Regions from separate parts of the Mus musculus genome. Here region 1 is linked to region 2. A link is a loop called in an ENCODE intact Hi-C map of the cell type or tissue named here. Cell type or tissue: left cerebral cortex. All regions are shown on one strand. Links, peaks and the distances in the headings refer to the core of each region. The heading gives the core; the rest is flanking DNA. Region 1 overlaps Gm46336 (a long non-coding RNA gene). Region 2 holds the start of E2f6 (E2F transcription factor 6).

Region 1 (11,442 bases), core at 2,371-10,370, 530 kb after region 2:
ACAGACAAAGTGGGTGAGGTTATCAAGGGCCATTTTTGTGGGCAATGATGTTTGGAAAGCCAGGTCTGAACTATTGGAACATTCATGTTACAGCTAAATATTTGCTCCTACATTCTCAGCAAGTAGAGCTGTTTACCTGTTGACTCTCCTGTTCCCCACCCTCGAGCTCACAGCTTTGTTTTCTTTACTCTCTCTCTCTCTCTCTCTCCCCCCCCCCCCGCCGTGTGTGTGTGTGTGTGTGTGTGTGTGTGTGTGTGTGTGTGTGTGTGTGTGTGTAGTGCATGTGAGTGTTGCATATGCACACAGAACCAAGGCAGGACGCTGAATGCCTTCCTCTGTCATTCTTCAGATTATGGCCTTGATATGATCTCCCACTGAATCAAAAGGACACTGTGTCTGTTAGGCTGGCTGGCCTGGGCCTCATTGAGATCTGCCTATCTCTATTCCCCTAGGGTTACCGGGATACGGAGTCATGCTTTGTGTTTCACACAGGTGCTGAGGAGTCAAGCTCAAGCCCTCATGTGTGTGAGCTAGCATCCCCACCCATTGTTGGCTTCCCTCTCCACCTTGAGGTCATCACAGGAAGCCATGACACTATTTCCAGTACCAACCATCACAGACCCAGTAGGACCTGAATTTATCCTCCATACACAGTCACCCAGATCATGCCTTCATTTCTTGGTCTTCCCAAGCATGTTATCCTAATTTACTTTGTTTCATAGTATACTTCATGGGCAAATAGCCAGCCCTGAGGAACCCTGCCCATTGCCTGTCTCACACTGCTATCAAGCTGCCTGTGGCTAGGGACCACAACTCTATACTCACCCAATCTCCTTCAAGCTTTTGATTTGGGATTATGTCCAGCCTTTGATACAGTTCATAAACAAGTTACACAGAATTTCTCTGATCCATTCTATTTCTGCCCTCTGAAGCCCCTCCCCTCTCTTCTCTTCTCTTTCTCCCCTCTCCCTCCCTCTCTCCCTCTTCTCCCTCTCCCTCTATCCCCCTCCCCCTCTCCCTCCCCCTCTCCCTCCTCCCCCTCCTCTCCACTCCCCTCCCCTCTTCCTTTCTCTCCCCTCCCCTCTTCCCTTGTCTCCCGTCCCCTCATCTTCTCATGTACACCACACCTCTTCTCCATCTCCAGTAGAGGACGTTGATTACCAACTCTAAGTCACAGTAGACCCTTTCACCATAATCATCATAGGTTGAATTGTTAGAGTACAATAATAAAACTCTTACAAAAGTTATAGAAATAAATATTTGTGACTTTGAATTAGGAAATTGTCTCAATATGATGCCAGCATTCACAATCAACAGAATAAAGATAAAAAGGACTTCACTCAAAAATGTTTGTTGGGGGATGAGGCTTGGTGGCCGCATAAACATGAGGACCGGAGTTCAAATCTCCAGTGCCCATGTAGAAAGCTAGGAGTGGGTGCACATCTGTGACCCCAGTGCTGAAGGTGCACAGGAAAATTGTCTGGGGCTTGTTAATTTAGCTCGAGGTTCAGTGAGAGACCCTGCCTCAAGGAAATAATGTAGCGTGTGAATACAATGAGAACCACATGGCCACTGATCTTGCATCACTGATCTCAGTCTTGCCTAGTTAGGTCATTACCATGCCTGACACAAAGCTGGTAAGCAGTATATGTTTGCTTAATGATTAAATTATTGTGCTGATTTTGCTGAACAGTGTAATACTGAATGATTTACTAACTATATAAATTAATCAATTGATAAGTCCATATTACTCACCACTCTAATGATATATCTTTAATTTACCGTGGCTGACTGTGTTGGCTGGCTAGAGTCATCTGAAAGGAAGGAACCTCAATTGAGAAAAATGCTTCTGTAAGAGCCAGCTGCAGGGCATTTTCTTAATTAGGTGGGGGAGGGCCCAGCCCATGGTGGGTGGTGTCACCCCTGGTTTGGTGGTCTGGGTTCTAGAAGAGAGCAGGCTAAGCAAACCAGTAAGCATCAGCCCCTGCCTTTATGTTCTTGCTCGGCTTGGTGGACTATGATATGGAAATATAAGCTAAGTGTGGTGGTTTGAATAAGTTTAGCCCCTATGAATTCATGTGTTAAAATGCTTGGCCATAGGGAGTGGCACTAATAGGAGGTGTGGCCTTATTGAAGTAGGTGTGGCTTTGTTGGAGGAAGTGTGTCATTGTGCAGGTGAGCTTTGAGGCTATGCTCAGGCTTCGCCCAGTGTGGAACAGAGCCTCCTCCTGGCTGCCTTCGGATCAAGATGTAGAACTTCCAGTTCCTTCTCCAGCACCTTGCCTGCCTGTAGGCTGCCATGTTTCCTGCCATGCTGATAAGAGACTAAGCCTCTGAAACTGTAAGCCAGCCCCAATTAAATGTTTTTCTTTATAAGAGTTGCTTTGGCTATGGTGCCTCTTCACAGAAATAGAAACCCCAAGACACCCTTTCCTCCTCAATTTGTTTTGGTCATGGTGTTTCATTGCAGTAACAGGAGCCCTAACTAAGACACTAACAAACACTGCTGGAGCCAAGATTCTGGGAACACACAGAGATTAATAACTGCAGAGGTCAGGGATATTATATTCTCCAAATAGATGGCCAACATTTCTGGAGAGCAGATGGTCAGCATGAAGGTGCTGAAGTAGCTAAACTTGGACACTGGAACCCTCCAGTTCCCTTAGTTTCCTCCCCGCAGCCAGCATCCCCTAATGGCCACACAGCTCCTTCCAATCCTGTTTCTGAATTGTCCCTGTGCCTTGGTATTGGCACAGCATCTCACGTGGAGCAGGCTCTCCAGAAAGGTCCACACTATGGGTTGTTCCACCTGGCCTAATAGAAGGAAACATCTACTTGGCCAAAGTCCAATGGGAGGAAATCTATGGACAAAGGCCAAGACCATGGGAGGGAAGAGGTGGCAGGTCCTGTCATCCTTGTCCTTCTATTCCACTGAGGGGTAGGCCACACCCCCTCACCCCAGCACCTTGGGAGGACAACTCAGGCAGTTCCTTAGGGTGCCGGATAAGATTCTTCCTTGCTCATATGTGGCATACATTTGTGTGGAAATCAAAGGTCAATGTCAGATGTCCTCCTGGATTGCTCCTGACTACCCTTGAGATAATCTTGAAATCTGGAGCTGGCCAACGTAGCTGTACTGACTGTCTATGGTGCCCAGAATCCTGCCCTCTGCCTTTCCAGTGCAGAGCGGCTTTAACATGAAGAACAAGCACTTATGGACAGAACCGTATCTCCAGCTCCCTTACTATTTCCTTAAAGAAGTTTCCAAAATCTCCTTTAGAACTGCTGGAATCACATGTGAGCATCTAAGGTGAGAAACCTCTCTTCTCTGTTAATTCACTTAGAGTGACAACCTGGTACATGGGTGCTGTGGACAGCAGCTTCTCTCCCTTTTCAGGGTAGCCTTTCAGAAGATGAAAGCTGGTAACTGAACTTTAGATACAGAGGCTAGAAAGAAACTCACATCTAACTGTAATCCCAGCACTCAGGAGGCTAAGGTAGGACGGTTGTGTAGAGTTCAAGGCCAGCCAGAGATACATAGGAAAATCTTGTTTCAAAAACAAACAAAAATCCCACAAAACAAAAAGCAAATCCCTAAAATTTTTATGAGAGCTGGGGATATAGCTCTGCAGCAGAATGCTCTTGCCTAGAAAACATTGAAGTTCTTGTTTTGATTGATTGAGAGAGAGAGAGAGAGAGAGAGAGAGAGAGAGAGAGAGAGAGAGAGATGTCATGAAACAGCAACTGCTTTTTGTTTGTTTTTGGTTTTTCGAGACAGGGTTTCTCTGTATAGTTCTGGCTGTCCTGGAACTCACTTTGTAGACCAGGCTGACCTTGAACTGAGAAATCCGCCTGCCTCTGCCTCCCAAGTGCTGGGATTAAAGGCGTGCACCACCACGTCCGACCAGCAACTGTTTTATTTTCTGCAGTGGGTATGGGCATGTCTTCAGCTCCAAAGGCATGGAGCATGTTTGGGGATGTCCTGTTCCCTAGACTTGTCCAGTCCCTTGGTTTCCAGTCATCCCCACCTTTGCCCCGCTCATTCTTCCCAGAGTGCTATCCCAAGACGAGGGTTCTAAGGACCAACTTCCAAAGCAGGTAGACTCCACTTTATCTCCCACCTGACTCTGCTTCCTGGTGAGGCATTGCCTAAGCACTGTGGGGACAGCACATCCTGACCCCATCTCACCTCATAACCAGAACACCATTATTTCTTCCATGCCTGCCCAGAAGACCCTGCTTGGCAAGAATCCTGCCATCTCCTTACCCACTCTGTTCCTGCTAGGAAGGGTTGAGAGAAAGCCAGTATGTCTCTATGAAGACACATGCATAGAAACTTACACAGAATAGATCCCGGGCTGCCTGGGTCACTATGGGCTGACGTTAATAAACAATGCATGTTTTCTGGATGAAGAAATGGTTATTGAATGAAGGAATCATTTTATCCAGTCACTCACTCTGTTCACTGTAGACTCAGATATCTGACATTAATCAATTACTTCTCTCCAGCCAAAGAAAGGGAGACTGTGTGCTCCCACAAAAAACACTTGGCCCCTCTGCATTTGAGCTACACTCTCCAAGACCTTTTCCTCCTGTCATTTCAGCTGCCCACTCCTTATGGCCACACCCTGTGCCTCATCAGCAGCTGAAACTGCTCCACCTCTGAAATCTTGAATTCCAGTATCCCACTCTCTCACCACAACCTGCTGCTCCTCCCACCCCCTGCTTGCCTGACTGCACCTCCCCTTATCCTGCATACACAGTCTGCATTCTGTCATCTTCTGCTTGTCTCTTCCAGCTGGGACTGAGCCATGACCCAGTACCCTCAGTATGTGGATTCCATGCATCCACCGTCTCTGCTAGTCGCCCTGCCTTGGTTCAGTGAGGGCCTCTTATTTAGAGTTCTCCTCCTCCATCTCAGTCATGATGAAATGGGTCACACTGCTGGGCCAACTGGCCCTGCTATTGGCACAGGACCTTTCTCTGGCTGTCCCTTTCCTTTGGCTACTTGGCCATTCATGCATTCAGCAAATACATGTTGCACACTTGCTTTGGGTCAGTACTGAAACTGTGGGAACACAGTTATTGGCAACACAGGCCCTGATCTTGGCACTGACCTCTTATTGGGAGAGGCAGTAAATAGATGCATAATCACGATCAAGGGGCAGAATTAAGGGATGTGGTCAGTGGTTATCATATACATAAGAAAAAGGTTGAAAAGAACTTTAAAAAGGAGAGAAGAGCTTACAGTTTCAGAAATTTAGTCTATCATAGTGCAGAAGGCATGGGGGCATGCCTGGGTGGTAGCGGGGGGTCTGTCTGTGGTGGAGGCTTATTTCTTTTTACAATTATTTTTATTTTATTTTTTAATGTGCCTGGGTGCTTTGCCTACATTGATATCAGTAAAGCACATGCATGCAGTGCCTGAGAAGACCAGAAGAGGGTGGTGTATCCCTGGAACTGGAGTCACAAATGGTTGTGGGCCATCATATGGATGCTGGCAAACAAAGGTGGTCCTCTGCAAGGGCTACAAGTGCACTTAACCACCCAGCCATCTCTCCAGGCCCCAAGGTTCCTTTCTCGTTGAGGACCAGGAAGCCTAATGAGCTGACTAGCACCAGGAACAGATCCCAATCAGAGCAAGGACAACTTTCAAAGCCCAGGCTGCAGTGACCCACACCTGCCAGCCAGTCTACACACCCTTAAGGCTGCAAAACTAATACCACAAGCTAGGGACTATGGTCAAACCACAAGCCTAGCAGGGGGGACATTTTGGATTTGAACATAACAATTTCTAGAATTCATGACCTTCTTGCCCCCATTTACTAAATACTGGGATTACAGGCATGAGTCACCAGGCCCCAGGCTTGATGTCATGACAACAGAGCAGTCGTCTCCTGCAACTGGAGGTTTGGGGTTTAGTTTATTTATTCATTTGTTTTTTTTTTTTTTTTGTTTTTTTTTTTTTTTTTTTTTTTGACTTTTCAAGACAGGGTTTCTCAGGGTAGCTCTGGCTGTCCTGGTCCTTGCTCTGTAGAACACGCTTGGAACTAAGAGATCTGCCTGCCTCCTGAGGAGTAGGATTGAAGGCTTGTACCACCACCACCTGGATGGGTATATATTTTTTAACTGGCTTATGTTTTTATGAGCACGAGTCTCCTGCCTACATGCACATATGCATATTGCATGCCTGGTGCCCAACGAGGCCAAAAGAAGGGTGATTTGGGAACAAAACACCCATGGAAGGAGTTACAGAGACGGAGTTTGGAGCTGAGATGAAAGGATGGACCATGTAGAGACTGCCATATCCAGGGATCCACCCCATAATCAGCATCCAAACGCTGACACCATTGCATACACTAGCAAGATTTTATTGAAAGGACGCAGATGTAGCTGTCTCTTGTGAGACTATGCCGGGGCCCAGCAAACACAGAAGTGGATGCTCACAGTCAGCTAATGGATGGATCATAGGGCTCCCAATGGAGGAGCTAGAGAAAGTAGCCAAGGAGCTAAAGGGATCTGCAACCCTATAGGTGGAACAACATTATGAGCTAACCAGTACCCCGGAGCTCTTGACTCTAGCTGCATATATATCAAAAGATGGCCTAGTCGGCCATCACTGGAAAGAGAGGCCCATTGGACTTGCAAACTTTATATGCCCCAGTACAGGGGAACACCAGGGCCAAAAAGGGGGAGTGGGTGGGCAGGGGAGTGGGGGTGGGTGGATATGGGGGACTTTTGGTATAGCATTGGAAATGTAAATGAGTTAAATACCTAATAAAAAATGGAAAAAAAAAAAAAAGAAGGGTGTGGAAATCTTGGATTGGAGTTAAGGATAATTAGAAGCCTCTGCTGAGTGCTGAGAACCTAACCTGGGTCCTTTACTAGAGCAGCAAGGACTATTAACTACTAAGCCATCTCTCTTCTCCAGACCTGTTTTGTTTGAGACAGGGTCTAAGGTAGACCAGGCTGGCCTTTAAAGTGTTACACAGCAGGTGATGACCTTGAATTCCTAATCTTCTTGCCTCCGTTTCCTACGTGCTGATATTATAGACATCAGCTATCATGTCAGGCCAAAGCCCTGGACTTGATCCCTAGCATTGCAACAAACAACAGTGGCTTCCTAGAACTAAAAACATTTAATTTAATGTTATTGCTGTTGTGTATATGTAATGTGTTCATGTTTTATGCGTGTGAGGTAGGCCATACATGACATTGTCATGTGGAAGTTAGAGGGCAAATCTGTGGGGTCAGTCCATTTTCTACTTTTGTGAGGGTTCTAGGGATTAAATCCGGTAGTGATCCTGACAGCAATACCTATACCCACTGAGCCATCTCACTGGCCCAGAAATTTTTTATTTTAAACAACCAGATATTTATGTACGTTGTTTGGTCCTACTTTCCTGATGACTACTCATGTAGCCGACATCCACATGCTTTTATTGGTCATAAAAATACTATCATATATTTTTATTAGATTCCTTTATCTTTATTGAGTACCAGGAGTTCTGTTTGGTTTTGATTAGAAGTTATATTTGTTTCCTTTACAATCTTGGAGATTGAGCCCAAGATCTCATATACTAGGCAAGTGTTCTGCCAACAATTACAGCCATCTTTATTTTATATTTTTCAGTTTTGAGGCAGTATCTCCTTAAGTTACCTAGGCTGGCCTTGAACTATATATTTGAGAGTGGCTTCAAACATGAAATTTTCTTGCTCCAGCTTCCAGTTTCCTGAGTTGTTGGGGTTATGGGGGTGGGGTGTCTGTGGTCAAGGCTGGCTTTTGTTTTTTTTTTTAAATTAAAATTTAAAAAAATTTATTCCCCCCACAGGCCCACCTACACACACACACACACACACACACACACACACACACCTTGAGACAGGATTTCTCTGTGTATCCCTGGCTGTTCTAGAACTCACTCTGTAGACGAGGCTGGCCTCAAACTCAGAGATCTGCCTGGCTCTGTCTCCTGAGCGTTGGGATTAAAGGTATGTATTACCATACCCAGCTAATTTATTTTAAATTTTTTATGTTTGTGTGTCTGTGTAGAAGAAGTGTGTGCCCAAGTTGCCCTTAGAGGCCAGAAGAGGCCATGGGATCCCCTGGAGCTGGAGTTCCAGTTGTGAGCTGCCACATGTAGTTGTTGGGAACAGAAGAGCAGCAGAATTGCTTCTCCAGCCTTCCCTGGTGACCTAAATTAGCCATGGACTCAGAATCTTCTTTCTTTAGCCTCCCCATGGCTGGGATTACATGGGTATACCACCATGCCTGGCTAAGGGCTCTTCACAGACCCCAGACACTAGTCTGTTAAATGTGTATTTTGTAAATATTTTTCCCAGTCTAAATACATTTTCCCAATTTATCTTCATTTATTTACATATGTGTGTATCTGTGTGAATGCATATGTATCTATTTGTGCAGGTGGGCTTGTCTTGAGGACACAGGTATCAGGAGAAGGCACTGGATCCCTTGGAACCACAGTTACAGGTCTTTACAGGATACAAGGATGAGGTTCATTGTGCCGGTGCTGAGATAGAAACTCTGGTCCTCATGGGTGTGCTGTTAGCGTTCTTAACTGCTGAGCCATCTCTCGAGCCTCAGTCTTGATATATCTTCTTCATTTTCTTAAACAAGTCTTTTAATGACCACTGGCTATCATCTCTCATTTCAGCAACAGTGATGGGAAAGTGCTAAGCCATGTGTAGTAGGCCCTTGTTATCATCTCTGCCTGACTAAATCATCTACAAAAGGAGCTGTGTTCTTGAACTTCTGTGTATTTTGTCTTTTGTCATAACCTGTTCACTATGATTAGTCTGGTTAAGTTAAGCATTCACAGTGCTGTGGTTCAGTTACCAGGTCTGACCACCAGAGTTAAATGGTGAGCATGCACCAGTGTTGTGCACATTACACTGCTAAATTGCCAACCGCTGTTTACATTTATTGAACGCTCACCCGGGGAGCAAAACTTGTCTCCTCCAAAACTCGGTGTCCTGGGTCAGGCTGATGATCACCTGACTCTGTAAGGGGGTAGAAGAGGAGAAAAATACGCGCCTAAGAGAATTTAAAGCATCTTATCAGGCTGGAAAGAGGATTCATCCATGAAGAGTACAAACTGCTGTTGCAGAGAACCTGGTATTGGGCCCAAGCACCCACATTGGGCAGCTTACAACTGCCTGTAACTCCAGTCTTACAAGATCCAACACCTCTACCCTTCACTAACATTCACATACCTAAATACAGACACAACCATAACTAAAAAATAATACAATAGTTTAAGGAATTTGTATAGCTGAGAACAGCTACAAGGTAAAGTATTTCTAACAGATGTTACTGTTGTTTAGCTTATCTATAGTGGGAAAAGGGGCCCAGAGCTCACCCATGGTGAGTTCAGTGGAGAACTCCAGCTGACTCCCTTACCCTTCTTAGTTGGCTTCTGCTGGATGTTTATAAAGTGCACAAACATGGTGGGGATCTTGACAATGTGACACATTGTTCTCCCAACTGGGCCATTCCAGTCATCTCGGTGTTTTTAACACCTGATTTGATGTCTTCTTGTTTATCTGCTTTTCTGTCGGCTACCTGCTATTTATTGTTTTTTACTTTTGCTTACTTTATATTTAATAAGCTCACTCATTCAAACCCCAAAGTATGGCTATTAGAGGCCATCTCCAGGGCTGTGCAGAACAGGCAGTGACCCGCTGTGCAAGCTTTGAGGGAATGAATTCAAACATGGTCACAATGTCAGGCATCAATTTCATCATAAGGACAGGGGTCAGGATTGGGGAAAGCAAATGCAGTCTTGTGGCCAGATTGTAGTTCACAGATGAAATTAGTTAGCTTACTCTTGTTCTCAGGGAATATCTGACACTCTTTAGCCAAAGGATTCTTTTAAATACATATTAAAGCATTTTAAGATAAAGAAATGGGAAGACAGATATGTGGGGTCAGAGGATACTCTGTTGGACTCAGTTTATTCCTCCCACCTGGGGATCAAACTTAGGGTTGCTAGGATTAGCAGCAAGCACACTTACCCTATGAGCTACTTCTACGGCCCTCTGTCAAAGGATTCTACAATTAAACAGCTCGAGCCTGGTGTGGCTGCACACGCTTTTAATCGCAGTATTCAGAAATCTGAGGCAGATGGATGTCTGAGTCCAAGGCCAGCCTGGTCTGAGTGGCAGACACTCTGAAATCAGTGATTTGCGGCATTTTACTCTCACAACAGCCAGCTGCAGTATGAACCAGAGGCAGGGGGCTAACTCTCACTATGCAGCAGCACATGTTAGAGCTAGCAGTGAAGCCCAAACAGTCTAGTTCAGAAGTCTGTGTTCCACAGCCCCTCATCAAAGTTCACTGCCCCCCGCCCCCCCCCCCCACGGGGGAGACTGGGTGCCTTGTTAGACAAGATGCTAAAAGCACTGGAGCAGCACTGGAGCAGCACTCTCTGAGTCCAGCTACTCCCTCAGCTGAGTCCAGCTACTCCCTCAGCTGAGTCCAGCTACTCCCTCAGCTGAGTCCAGCTACTCCCTCAGCTGAGTCCAGCTACTCCCTCAGCGGCTGTCGGCTGGGCAAGGCAGGTCAGACCTTTGGGGTTGGATGCGCAGAGACTTTGCTCATGTTGAAGCAAAGCCTGTGTTCTCTTCTGTGCAGTTGCTGACTATCAATTGTGCTGTTCCTGTTGGAGAGACAAGTGGATGTGTTTGAAATAAAAACCATCTTTGTGGAGCTATGTGGTATCAACAAGGGCTAAAGCGTATGAAACGCTGAAGGCCTTTGGGTCAGGATAACTTCTCCCCCTTCTTTCTATTTGTGTGTGCTGGGATCACACCCACAGCCTTGAGCTTGCAGGCAAGTACTGACCCACTGAACTAAATTCCTAGCAAAGAGTGCTATGTTCTGTATGCATCTCTTCCCTCAGATTTGGATGTTGAAATCCTCAAGGGGATGGTTAGAGGAAGGGGAATGGTATTAGAGGAAGGGGTCTGGGGAGTGGGGTGGTTGCCAGTCAGCTTTCTGAAGCTGTGACTAAACACCTAAGAAAGCAACTTGAAAAGAGGACAGGTTTACACTGGTTCTCATTCTCAGAGGTGTGGGTCCCATGGCTTCGAGGCTCCATGGTGGCAGGAACATGTAGCCCAGGAGGGGATATGTGCCTCAAGCTGTCAGGAAGAGTGAGATTAAAAAAAAAAACAGGAGAAAAAGAAGGTAGAGAAAGAGGAAAAAGAGGGGGAGAGAGCTTCCATAGGCATGCCCCCAGTGAACTACTCCTCCAAGCTGGCCCCTACTTAAAATTTTAAAAAATTCTTTACATTATTTACTTTGCATGGGGGTGGGTGCACATGTGTTTGGAGGCCACAGAACAACTTGCCAGAGTTATCTCTCTCCTTCACTATATGGGTGCTGGGAATCAATATTAGATCACCAGGTTGGGTACAAGG
Region 2 (11,442 bases), core at 1,122-9,121:
AGGAGGGAAGAACAAGAAAAGGGGAAGAGGAGGAGAAAGGGAATGAAAGGGAAGAGGGAAGGGGAAGAGGAAAAGGAAAAGGAGAGGAACAGGAAGAAGGAGAGAAGTGGAGCAGGAAGGGGAGAAGGTGAAGGGGGCAGGGGAGGAAGAAGTGAAGAAGAAAAGGAAGAGGCGAGATATAAAGTTTCGTCTAAGACAATCCTCAGTGTGTGCAGAGACATTCTGTCTACAGCAAGAAGCTATATTTAGGGGCCTCTCAGCTACAAGAAAGCAGAACTGAATAAAACACAAAGGCTGTAACCCTCTCTATGTAGGTGACCACCTGGTCGCTTGTAGCATCATCCATTTTCCCAGTCTCCAAAGTACATCACGTCCATTACAACATGCCTGCTTGTTGAATGCGTCCAATTGTATCCTAATTAGGGTTACTATTGCTGTGATGAAACAACATGACCAAACGCAACTTGGAGAGGAAAGGGTATGTTTGGCTTATGCTTCCGTTCATCATCAAAGGAAGTCAGGACAGAAAGTCAGGGCAGGGACCTGGAGACAGGAGCTGATGCAGAGGCCATGGGGGGTTGCTGCTTACTGGCTTGCTCCTCATGGTTTGCTCAGCCTGCTTTCTTATAAAACCCAGGACCAACAGGCCATGAATGGCACCACCCACAATGGGCTGGGATCTCCCCTACCAATCACTAATTAAGACAATGCCCTACAGCTGGTTCTTATAGACGCATTTTCTCAAGTGAGGTTCCCTCCTATCAGATGTCTCTGGCTTGTGTCAAATTGACATGAAATGAGCCAGGACACCATCCATGTTTGTTCTAGGTCTTCATCCTCCAAATATCACATCAGAAAAGTTAACCTGGCTTTGATTTAACAAAGTATCAATTTAGTGGACTGGGTACTTGCAGAGCCAGGAAAAGCTAGTTTCCTACCAGGACCCAGCCAGTGCCTTACAGAATACATCAAACCTCTGAGCTTTTAATGTGGTAGTTCTGGGTAGAGCCATAGAACCTTCATTTCTAGTAACACACACACTTACCCAGGTAATGGCAATGCTGAGACTCATGACTCATTGTCCCATGGTAGAAGAAATAAGACATCTCTCCTCTGTGTTCTGCCTCTGACCCCCTCTAGATCTCAGGCATCCCAAATTAGCCTCAAATTCACTACTCATGATTTAACTGTAGATGTTCCTGAACTTATGACCCTCCTACTACCACTTCCCAAGTGCTTGGGATCAAAAGTGTGCTACTACATCTGGTTCATATGGTGATGAAAATGAAATCAAGGTTTCATGCACACTAGGCAAGCACTGCCAACTGCTCTTCTCCATCTATGCTCCCTTCAGTGTCTACTATGGGGGCATCCCAGTTCTTGAGAGGTTTTGCCTGGTTGCCTCACAAAGGCCATGTCTAAATAACCATTTCACTGGGCATTGGTTTTGACCACATGGCTCTTAGAAGGGAATACAAATCTTAAGTTTCCAGTGAGTGGCACAAAGGATCCATTGGCTGAAGGCCTGCTGTGTCACCACAAAGCTAGCCAGAGTCTCTGTACGTCACTTACTGTTCCAGATAGCTTTACATGGTGATGCAGGAACAAGCCCCAAAGTCCGTTGTTATTTTCCCCTCGTTTTCTGTGTTGCCATGATGTGTCAGACATGTTCAGTTCGTTCTCATGCTCTCTGGTCATACATCTTCATCAACCTGGCATCTCCTAGTACTCCAGGATGTCCTTGTAAGAGTTAGAGCTCCTGACCTACAGCCCAGCACCCGAAAGATGCTCAAACAACGCTGGGATGATTAAACCTCAGGCTACAGCCCCATGACTGGGCTTTTCTGTGACTGAGGGAACAGCTGTTCTCCTTTTCCCCAGATGGGTGTGCTCAAGCTCTTTCATTAGCCTGGAGTGCCTAAGTCACACCCCTTTGCTGGCCTAATTCTTTTTGACTGTAGAAAATATGGTCAGTTTTCAACAAGCTGCTCAAGGGTCCAAATACCAATGAATTATCCAGCTGTGAACTCAAACCATGTCTCTAGCACTCACTAGCTAGCTCCTTGGGGTAAATTTTGTAATCTTACTGATCTTCGATTTTCTGATCTGTAAACTGGGAAGAAAACTATTCTTCAGGACTTGCTGGCAGCAGAAACTTGTATTTTGTTGTTGCTTTGGTTGTTTAAGACATGGTCTCTCGCTATGTAACCCTGGCTGATCTCTAGCATCTGGTGGTCCTACTTCAGTGTCCAGAGTGTTGTTATTCTGAGCATACACTACCATGCTTGGTCATACCTTCAGATCTGAAATGAGAGTCACATGAACAAAGGTATAGAGAGGGTTTGGCATTCAACAGAGGATGGAGAAAGGGGTCTTAAAATTAGCCATGCCTGTTTTCCAGCATTGGATCTCTCCGAACTCCTTGTGGTAGAGTCTTTCCTAGTTGCTCTGAGAAACTCTCCACTCGTGCATAAAATGTGCTCTTTCTCTTCTAGAGATGACCTCTCCACAGTTGTATTCTACTTCTACCAATCTTCGGCAAACATTTACTGAGCGCTTGCTACCTGCCATGCTCCAAGCTTAACACTGGAGATCCCAAGAGGATCAAAGACCTCTGACACACCCCCCCCCCTTAAGATGGTATCGGACCCCTAGAAATGTAAAATCTAGTGGGAGCCAACTTCTTCCAAAAGCCTCTTCCGCCCTCACTAAGTCCCAGGTCTCACTCCCGCAGCTTCCTTCCAGCCTGGAAGTTGCGCATTGTGTTACCCTTTCATTCAAACACATAGCGGCTAGAGCTGTGGCTCTGGAGTTAAGAGCACTTCTGCCTTTCCAAGAGGGCCAAAGCATCCATCTCTAGCCATTTGCAACTTCAGCTCCTGGGGAGCCAGAAGCCTCAAGCCTCTGAAAGCATTGCAGTTCATGTGCACAAACCCATACACACACATAATTTAAAAATAAGTGAAAGGGGCCAAAGAGATGGCTCAGTGGTTAAGAGCACTGACTGTTCTTCCAGAGAACCCAGGTTTAATACCCAGCAACCACCTGGTGGCTTACAACTGTCTGTAATTCTAGTGTCAGAGAACATGGTGTCCACACACAGACATGCAGGCAGGCGAAACATCAAACCACACTGCAAAGGAATTTTAATCCAGCATCATGGCTACTCTGACAAGGGATCACATCCAAGACTCTCTAAGTCTACATGATCTGGCCAAATGCAGACACTCTCTGGATTATAGTACATTCTGGCTGGAATACAGACACCTTCATACACCCTTTAATCCCTAGCAATGAAGGTAAGGTTGGTTTTTAGAAGAAAGCAGACATGTTTAAAAGTAGCATCTAACTAAGGGCAGACAAAGTGAGGAATCAGAGAAAGATTTGACAGAATGAGTCAGAGGATATGCCCAACTCACAAGAGAACAGGGCAGGAAAGAAGCTACTTAAGAAAGGGAGGTGGCAGTTTACTGGGGCAATTTTACAGAGACAGGTTTTTGAGAGAACAAGCTAGTAACTTCGATCAGTAAGAACTCTCCACATTACAAATTTAGAAACTAAGGCACAGAACGACTTTTAGAAACTGGCTTAAGACCTTACAATTTGAAAAGATACCTATGGCTCCAGGTCACTTACTTCTCTTTTCTTTTCTCTTTCTAATTTAGTTTCTGTGCATAGAAGTTTTGCCTACATGTATGACTGTCTAACATGTTAACATGTCCGTGCCTGGTGCCTGTGGAGACCAGAAAAAGAGCATTAAATCCCCCTGGGCCTGGAGGTAACATATGGTTGTGAGCCACCCTGTGGGTGATGGGAATTGAACTCAGGTCCTCTGGAAGTTCTCCTAAACTTAGCCAGTGCTCCTCTCCCAGCCCGTTAAACTGTTTTATCTTTCTCCTCCATTGGATTCTGATATCCAGTCTATTATATTCAAAACAGTATCTTCTTGAGCCAGCCCAATACCTGATATAATAATAAGTAATCAAAAACTGATACAGAGCCGGGCAGTGGTGGTACACGCCTTTAATCCCACTTGGGAGGCAGAGGCAGGCGGATTTCTGAGTTCGGCTACACAGAGAAACCCTGTCTCGGAAAACCAAACCAAAAATAAAATAAAATAAAACTGATATAGAGGGTAAAGTTTGTGGTTTTGGGACAAATTCTACTCTCACTACGAACTTTAGCTGACTTCGAATTCAAACACGTGATCTCCCTGCCTGGGCCTCTGTGGAGCTTGGCTTTGAAGCTTGCACCTTCTGGTCCCTCCAAGATGGCTTGTTTCATGAGCATGTGCTAAGCACCTTTAGATGACTGATGGGAGCCCCACCATCATCGCCCCGGGGCACTCAGAACCTGCAGTCCGCTGGTTGGGACTAGAGAGCGCCTGCTCCGATCCCCCGGAATCCCTGCTCCACCTCTTTTCTTCCCCCAACCCATCCCACCACACACACCCCCACCCCCCGCCGCCGCCATCCTCTCCAAGGATCCATCCTCCGGAACACCCGGGCGTCGGCAGCGGGCGAGGACCGGTGTGCGCGGGAGATCTAACGGACGGCGCTGCGCATGTGCAAACGCGGGTGCACTGCGCATGCGGAAAGATGGCCGGCCAGGGAACCTGAGCGCCTCCGCGGTCACCCTGGTCCCCTCCGAGCCTACCCTGACCCCCTCTGCGCCTGGGCTCATCGCTGCGCGAGTGGGACCGCGGCGCTTCGTGGGTGGAGCCGCAGTGCTCCGTGGGTGGAGCGGGCGGCGCTGAAGGGGCCGGGAACGCGCGCGCCGAGCCTCCGGGGAAGGCGGGAGGGCGCGTGGGGCGCGAGGGGCGCGGGACAGCATGAGTCAGCAGCGGACGGCGCGGAGACAGCCCAGCCTGCTGGTGGACCCGGCGCAGGAAACGGTGCGCCGGCGTTGCCGAGACCCCATCAACGTGGAAAACCTACTGGTGAGCGGGGACCCGGGCCACGGGAGGTCAAGTGCTGTGGGACGCGCTCCTTGCATCGGGCCCTCTGCACAGTGTCGCTTGCTGCCCCGGGGCTCTCCCTGCAACTCCCAATTCTTGAACCGCCCTTTGCTTTTTAAATGTTTCTATTGGATTTTTCTTACTTTGTGTTGGGGTGGGGGCCGCGAGCGCGTGGATTCCACGGGGCACGTGTAGAGTTTAGAAGGCAACTTGGGGCAGTCTGTTCCATGCTTCCAGCCTTGTGGTTCGCGGGATGGAACTCTGGTAGAGTTTGTAAAGCTCGGTGGCAAGTGCCTTAACCAACTGGGCGATCTTGCCTGTCCATCTTTGCTGTCTGACAGGGGAAATGAAAGAGTGAGAAAGTTCCCTCCGTTCCGTGCTTCCCACCTTTCTCAGGGTCCCTGCTGGATTCTTCCTTTGTCCGTTTCTCCTGATCGCTGTTTTCTCAGCAAGGCAAGCTGTATCCAAGCCATTCTGGCGGGTCCTGTGCCATGAGCATTGTCTTGTCTGACTCCTTGGAGCAACCTTGAGATAGTTATTTTTAGAGTTTGTCAGAACTGACCCAGAGATGTGTGTACAGAGATGTCTGGCCTTGGGGCTAGGTAATGAGGAAACTGGGAAGACCCTCAGAATGACTGCAAGTGACAGCCTTTCCCAAACTTCTCTCTCTCTCTCCCTCTCTCTCTCTCTCTCTCTCTCTCTTTAAGTAATTTCTGCTCAGTTTCCACCTGATCTTGCATTACCACCCAGCACTGTGCTGGGGACTCTAGTCCTAAGCACTTGGTAAGATTGTTGTAAATAAGATCCGTAGGTCACTGATGGTTTTGTCAATTACAGTATTCGTTTCACACCCTATCTTGTGTCATAACTAACCACTCACTTTTGGCTGAGAACTCTTTGTTGTGTTTTTGACAGCCATGGTGGGTCCCCTTGTCCCCTTCGCCTTCCTTTTCAGACACGTGGGTGTCATCCAGGATTCTCTACAGTTTGTTCATGTAGGTGACCGCTCACTACTGCTAACTTGTGGCCTGTGATCATGGTAGGTTTTTTTTTTTTTTTAAGGATTTGATAGACGCTCTAAATGAAAACCGCTTAACTTTTGGTTATCAGAAGATAACGTCTTCTAAAGTCTTAGATTTCTTATCCAGTCTGGTATTTTTAGTTGCCTCGAGGTAACTCCCAAACCTGTACATCTTTCCTGGAGCTCTCCAACTGTTTGTTAGATGTCCCTTCTTAAAAAAGAAAATGTCTTCGTGGATGCCACGTGTGTACTGGTGCCCACGGAGGCCCGAAACCAGTGTTAGATCACCTGGAGCTCATAATAAGTGGTTATGAATTGGCACATGGATGAACTGAGCCCTCTGGAAGAACAGCGAGCGTTTATAACTGCTGAGCTGCAGATTTCAAACTCTGATATCCAAAGCCAGATTCACAGACACACCCCACCCCACCCCCGCCTTAAGAAAGCAACCTCTTTCTCGAATCCCACCTTAATGGTGCTCTGCCTATCGTGGTGCCTGAGCCAGCACTCTGGACATGGCTGTTACCTTTTCCTCTGTTTCAGAATCACCCCCAGACACCCCCCCTCCCACCCCCAGGTCACTGAAGTCATTCACATCAGCTATTCTGTGCTATAATGCCATCTCGACCAGTTTCCTGCCACTGTTGCTGCCTCTCACTCACCGCCTGTGTGCTTCATCCTTAACGTATGGTCTCTTGAAGGTGTGTTTCTATCTTCATTTGGCCAAAGGAATTAGTGGTTCCTTAGTGCTCCCAGGACAAAGTCGAGTCCTCGCAGCATAATCTGGCTCCATGTTTGCCTTTCCTAAATGATCTTTCTGAGGTTGCATGCTCCATCCTAGGCCTCATTTCCATATTGACGTTTGTCAAGATGTCTGAAGTCCAGATTCATGGGTAACTTGTCTTAAGACAAGTGTCTTTAGCTCCTCTTTACCTCAAGACTGTTAGCCAGACTCTGTGTGTCCCAGAGCAATTCTATACTTGACTGCTCAGTCCTCTGCGGGTCTGTTTGATACTGTAGTGAAGATCTGGCCATGGACAAAGGATTAAGCAAGAAGTTAATAAAGTAGGGACTCTATTTTCTTGCCTGTAAAATAGTGACTTAACATGTCAGTAGTATTTTTTTAATTGACTAGCAAATGCAAAGAATTAATAAGCCATGTGCAGAGCAGTTACATAGCTTGCTAAGTGTTGTTGCCAGGATAAGTTAAATGGCTTAAACCTGCTCTTGGCTTTGGGGAGCAGGGAGAAGACAATCCTGGATGGAGGTGAACTTGGTTTGCACATTAGATGATCAGGAAGATCTGGGTGGTGACATGAATGCAGTCACCTTAGAGAGATTCGTGTTCAATGAGCTCTTGAAGGAGTCTTGCTCCCACACAGGGAGCTAATACAGAGAAACCTATGCATAGAGAGCAGTAACTACTTAGGAGGCAGTGCCTAGGACATTAGTCTCTAAAAGTCACTTTTTATTTTTCTCTCCACCTTTAAAGCTTCTAGCCAGGTGTGGTGGCCCAGTTCTGTAATGCCAGTCCTTGGGAGGCAGAGACAGAAGGATGGTGAGTGAAAGGCCTAACTAGGCTATATAGCAAGTCCCAGGCTAACCTGGATTGTACAGTGAGATCCTGTCCTCATCGTTACCCCAACCCTCCAAACAGAAGATTCTAAAGCCACCTAAAGCTGTAGATACAAGGGATGGGGCCGGGGGATGGTGCTATTCCAGTCTGTGTTCCAGATGTAGACACCGAAGTTTCTAGATGTGAGAATTGGAGCAGTAAGGAAGTGGGTTGAAGCTTGTCAAATGTGCAGCTCACTCACCAGAGTCACTGCTGAGTGTTCTCTGAAAGTCCTGAGGTCTCTAATGGTGTCCACTGGGGCTGGGGGAGGGGGCACGTGGATAGTCTTCTGTCCTTTCATGTGTCAGCAAGATGGCTTTGCAGCTTCACAGTGAGAGTGTTAGCCAAGCATGGTGCTGGGACACTTATGTGGTCCCAGCACTCAGAGGCTGAAGCAGGAGGATGGCACATTTCAAACCAGCTACATCGAGAGTTCTAGAATAGCCAGGACATTATAGCAAGAAACCATCTCAGAAAGAGAAGGAAGGATTTTAGACATGGAGAAGACAATGAATGATGGTTTTGGAACCTGTTTCCTATGTCAGTCCATGCGGTGTATAATGCATCTGCATTTGTTGCAGGGCATGGGCTCAAGTCTCATTGGAGTGCCGTCCTTGTACCAAACTGTTAGCAGAGGAGATGCCCCCTAAAGCAAATGGGCAGCCAGTAAGCAGTCTTTGTGCAGAGCTTGGCCCTCTTGCTCTAGGTTAAATAGGAGCTTCTGCAGCAGGCAGCTATGAGCATATTAACACTTCAGGATACTTGTTAATAACACACTGTTCACATCAGTGTGAGAGGTTGGGCTTGTTTCTCAATTCAAGAACCTTGCTATGAGGCAGGAGTGTATGCTAAGTTGAGAGTGTTTACTTAGCACAGAACCCCAGGTTCAATCCCCAGGACTAAATAAATGGGTGTTGAGGCATATGCCCACAATCCCGGCACTCAAGAGATGGAGACAGGAGGATCAGAAATTCAGAGTCATCCTTAGGGATAGGTTGAGTTTGAGGCTAGCCTGAGCTGTATGAGACCTTTCTCAAAAAAGCCTAGCAGGCCAGCCAGATAGCACAGTAGGTTGTGGTACTTGCTGCCAAGCCTTACAGTCTGAATTCAATCAATGCCCAGGAACCATATGGTGGACGGAGAGAACGGACCCCAGCATGTACACCATTGCACATAGATGCAGAATAGATAAATGGAAGAAGAAAAGCCTTGCTTAGGTAGTTAGCCCAGAGTGTGTTTGGAGAAGAGTTCCATGTAAAAATAGCAATGACAGTTGATCACACTTGTCTCTTGACTTTCACAGGACTGCTTCAGAGTTGTGTTGTTGGATGCCATTGCCGGCACTGTTGAGAGCTAGTCCCTGCCTATGGCAGGAGCAACCAGCTTCAGGGTTGCACGTCCAACATGTCACACGGTCATTTCAGTCCTAGACTGGCCTAAACTGGCTTTGCGGCAGGATGTCAAGTTAACCTGCTACCAGATGTTCTTGTCAGAGGTGACAGGAATCGTCTGCAAAGGTTCTGTAACTCTGGTGTGAGCAGCCTCTCTGTTGTCCCCCTGGCCACCAGCTGCCCCACCCCTGACCCTTTAGACAGTTAGCTGTCCCATTTGACCACATTTATAGACCATGAATGAGATTGTGTCGTGGTCTTCTTCAGAAGTCTTTGGTGAGTCTCCACTGCTTAAAACCTAAACACTTCAGCATAGCCTTGATGTGGTTGGTCATTTTCTAGCTACAAAGCTGGACCACTCCCACATGGCCACAGTGTGTACCTATACAGGAAGCAAAAACAATTCCTAAATGTATTGCAAATCGCCATTGCAGTTGATGCAGCTTCAGCGGCCTCCAAACGCCCAGCAGCATGGGAGACCAGCACTGGGGCTACTGCCCTTTGCCTGGTGTCTCAGTAATCCAACACTATTCTTATTTCTCTATCTATAGCATGTACTGCTTCCCGTTAATTGTTTTAAGGCTTCTGGTTGTTTATTAATGGGAGTGCATGGCTGACTGAGAGTTGGTGAGCAAAGTTTTGGAGCCACTTAAGTAGCCAGGGGTGAGCCTCAGCTGGTGCGCCACAACTTCCACATCTCTAAGCCTTCCAAGACTCAGGGCCGTGCCCTAACTGTCCCTCGCTGTCTTCTCCCCAGCACCTGGCGCGGCTGATATAGGAGTGTCTGCGGGAGTTGTTTCCCACTTAGGTATCCCGTCTCCCTCCAATCTTCCTGTATTTACACAGAAGTATATGCAGCCTAGGGATCCATGGGGGGCATCACAGACCAAGTGTAGTTTGAAAAGACTCTCTTTCTCACTCCCTCATTACTTCAGGATTGGGGGAGGAAAGGCCTTAAAAAAAACTACCACAGAATGAAATTTATTTGCATTGCTATTTATAAAATGCTGAGTTAATTCTTACATTTTCTTTTTTCCAGCCATCAAAAATAAGGATTAATCTAGAAGAAAATGTACAGTATGTGTCCATGAGAAGTAAGTTGATTCCTAAGTGAGTTTGGGTTTTCTGGTTTGGGCATCACGTGGTTAGCTTGGTTGGTTTTGCTTGTACACCGGGTCATGAGAACAGAAGTAACATGGCATCAAAGGATACCTTGCTGTGATGGCTGAAACTGAGGCAGGGTGGGAGGAACTGATGTCTTTGCCCCCTTAGCGCAGTGGCAGCACTAAACATGTCAGCAAAGCCTCCTACCACAGAGTTCCCTGTGGTCCCTTTACTCCTGGCCTTACTCTCTCATGTAAGGGTTCATGTTTAGGATATTGGGTGGCCCCTCCCTTGATTTCCTCTCCTTAGGTCCTTCTGGGCAGGATTTTTGCTCGAGATGCCCAGGTGTGTATCTCCAGAACCCTCTTTTGTTTCCCTGGGCATCTGCCACCGTCTCCCCTGTGGCTGGTCAGCAAGTTGAGTCAGCTTAACCTTTGAGATGTATCTTTGAACTGTCCCACACCTGTGTGTGGATGAGCACACTTGAAAGCACAGCTGTGGGTTGTCATCCATCATAACTGATAGGCCAAGCCCAGAGAGGTTAAGCAGCTTGCTTAGAGTCAGTGTTTGGTCCTGTGTGTGTAGCTCTGGAGCTAGAGTCTTCATCCTGTGTGTGTACACTGCTGCCTCTGTCTGCCAGCTCCAACTCCCAAGCTTAGTAGGTTCTGCTACCTCTTCCACCTCTAGTCTGGACCCCAGTGTGCACTCAGTGCTCAGGTACTACTTTGCCCCTCCTTGGAGTGGTGCACACCCCTCTTCATCCTCCCAACCCTTAGGAGCATCCCCAGTTCTCCACTCCGGCAAAGATTGCATTTCATGTTCTCGAGTAACTGTGAGTACCACTCAGCACACTGCTGTCTATAGCAGAGGTCCTTATCAGGCCCATGCAGTTCTCTTGGTTAGAGAACTGTCCTCGCAGCAGCCCTTGTTAGAGATGTTCAGTTAGATTTGTCTTTATAAAATGGCTGGCATCCTCAGAATGTGCTTGTAACCTGAGCTAATAAGACTAAAGCATACCCAATAAACTGAGTGAGTATAACATGAGAATAGTGAGACCTGGCTTGTCTGTGAGCATCGTTTGAGTTTATGTACCCAAGGACTGGGATAATTCACCAGATACTCCCTGCAGTTAAATGTACAGCCATTAAGAATAAAGGCTAGCCAGGCATGGTGTGCAAGCCTTTAATTCTAAAACTTGGGAGACAGAGGCTGATAGATCTCTGAGTTCAAGGCCAGCCTGGCTTACATAGTGGAATTTTAGGACATCCAGGGCTACACAGAGAAACTCTGTCTTGAAAGAAGAAGAAGAATGAATGAATGAATGAATGAATGAATGAATGAAAGAAATGCATTT

The links. Hi-C counts contacts between places; a loop is a spot of excess contacts. Peaks named below come from ENCODE experiments on the same cell type or tissue, not always from the same donor. Only the 100,000 strongest peaks of a DNase experiment are listed, where the experiment ranks them.
Region 1: it touches region 2 in a loop (2.6-fold over the local background); 3 of 42 quality-filtered maps call a loop at or near these places.

Annotation. Positions count from the first base shown.
Region 1 is chr12:17,333,870-17,345,311 of GRCm38, forward strand. It overlaps Gm46336 (a long non-coding RNA gene), which reads right to left. Exons shown (of 2, transcript XR_001780553.2): 2 at 10,100-10,679. Among named protein-coding and RNA genes, the nearest start is that of Gm46336, 8.8 kb to the right of the region's middle. In left cerebral cortex, for the core only: a CTCF peak has its summit at 5,433 (motif pointing right); no DNase peak of the experiment used is centred there.
Region 2 is chr12:16,806,377-16,817,818 of GRCm38, forward strand. E2f6 (E2F transcription factor 6) reads left to right here and starts at 4,589. Exons shown (of 7, transcript NM_033270.2): 1 at 4,589-4,939; 2 at 10,024-10,078. The coding sequence starts at 4,832. In left cerebral cortex, for the core only: CTCF peaks have their summits at 1,883 and 4,863; DNase peaks (open chromatin) are centred at 1,874 and 4,573; H3K4me3 peaks cover 1,780 bases; H3K27ac peaks cover 1,123 bases.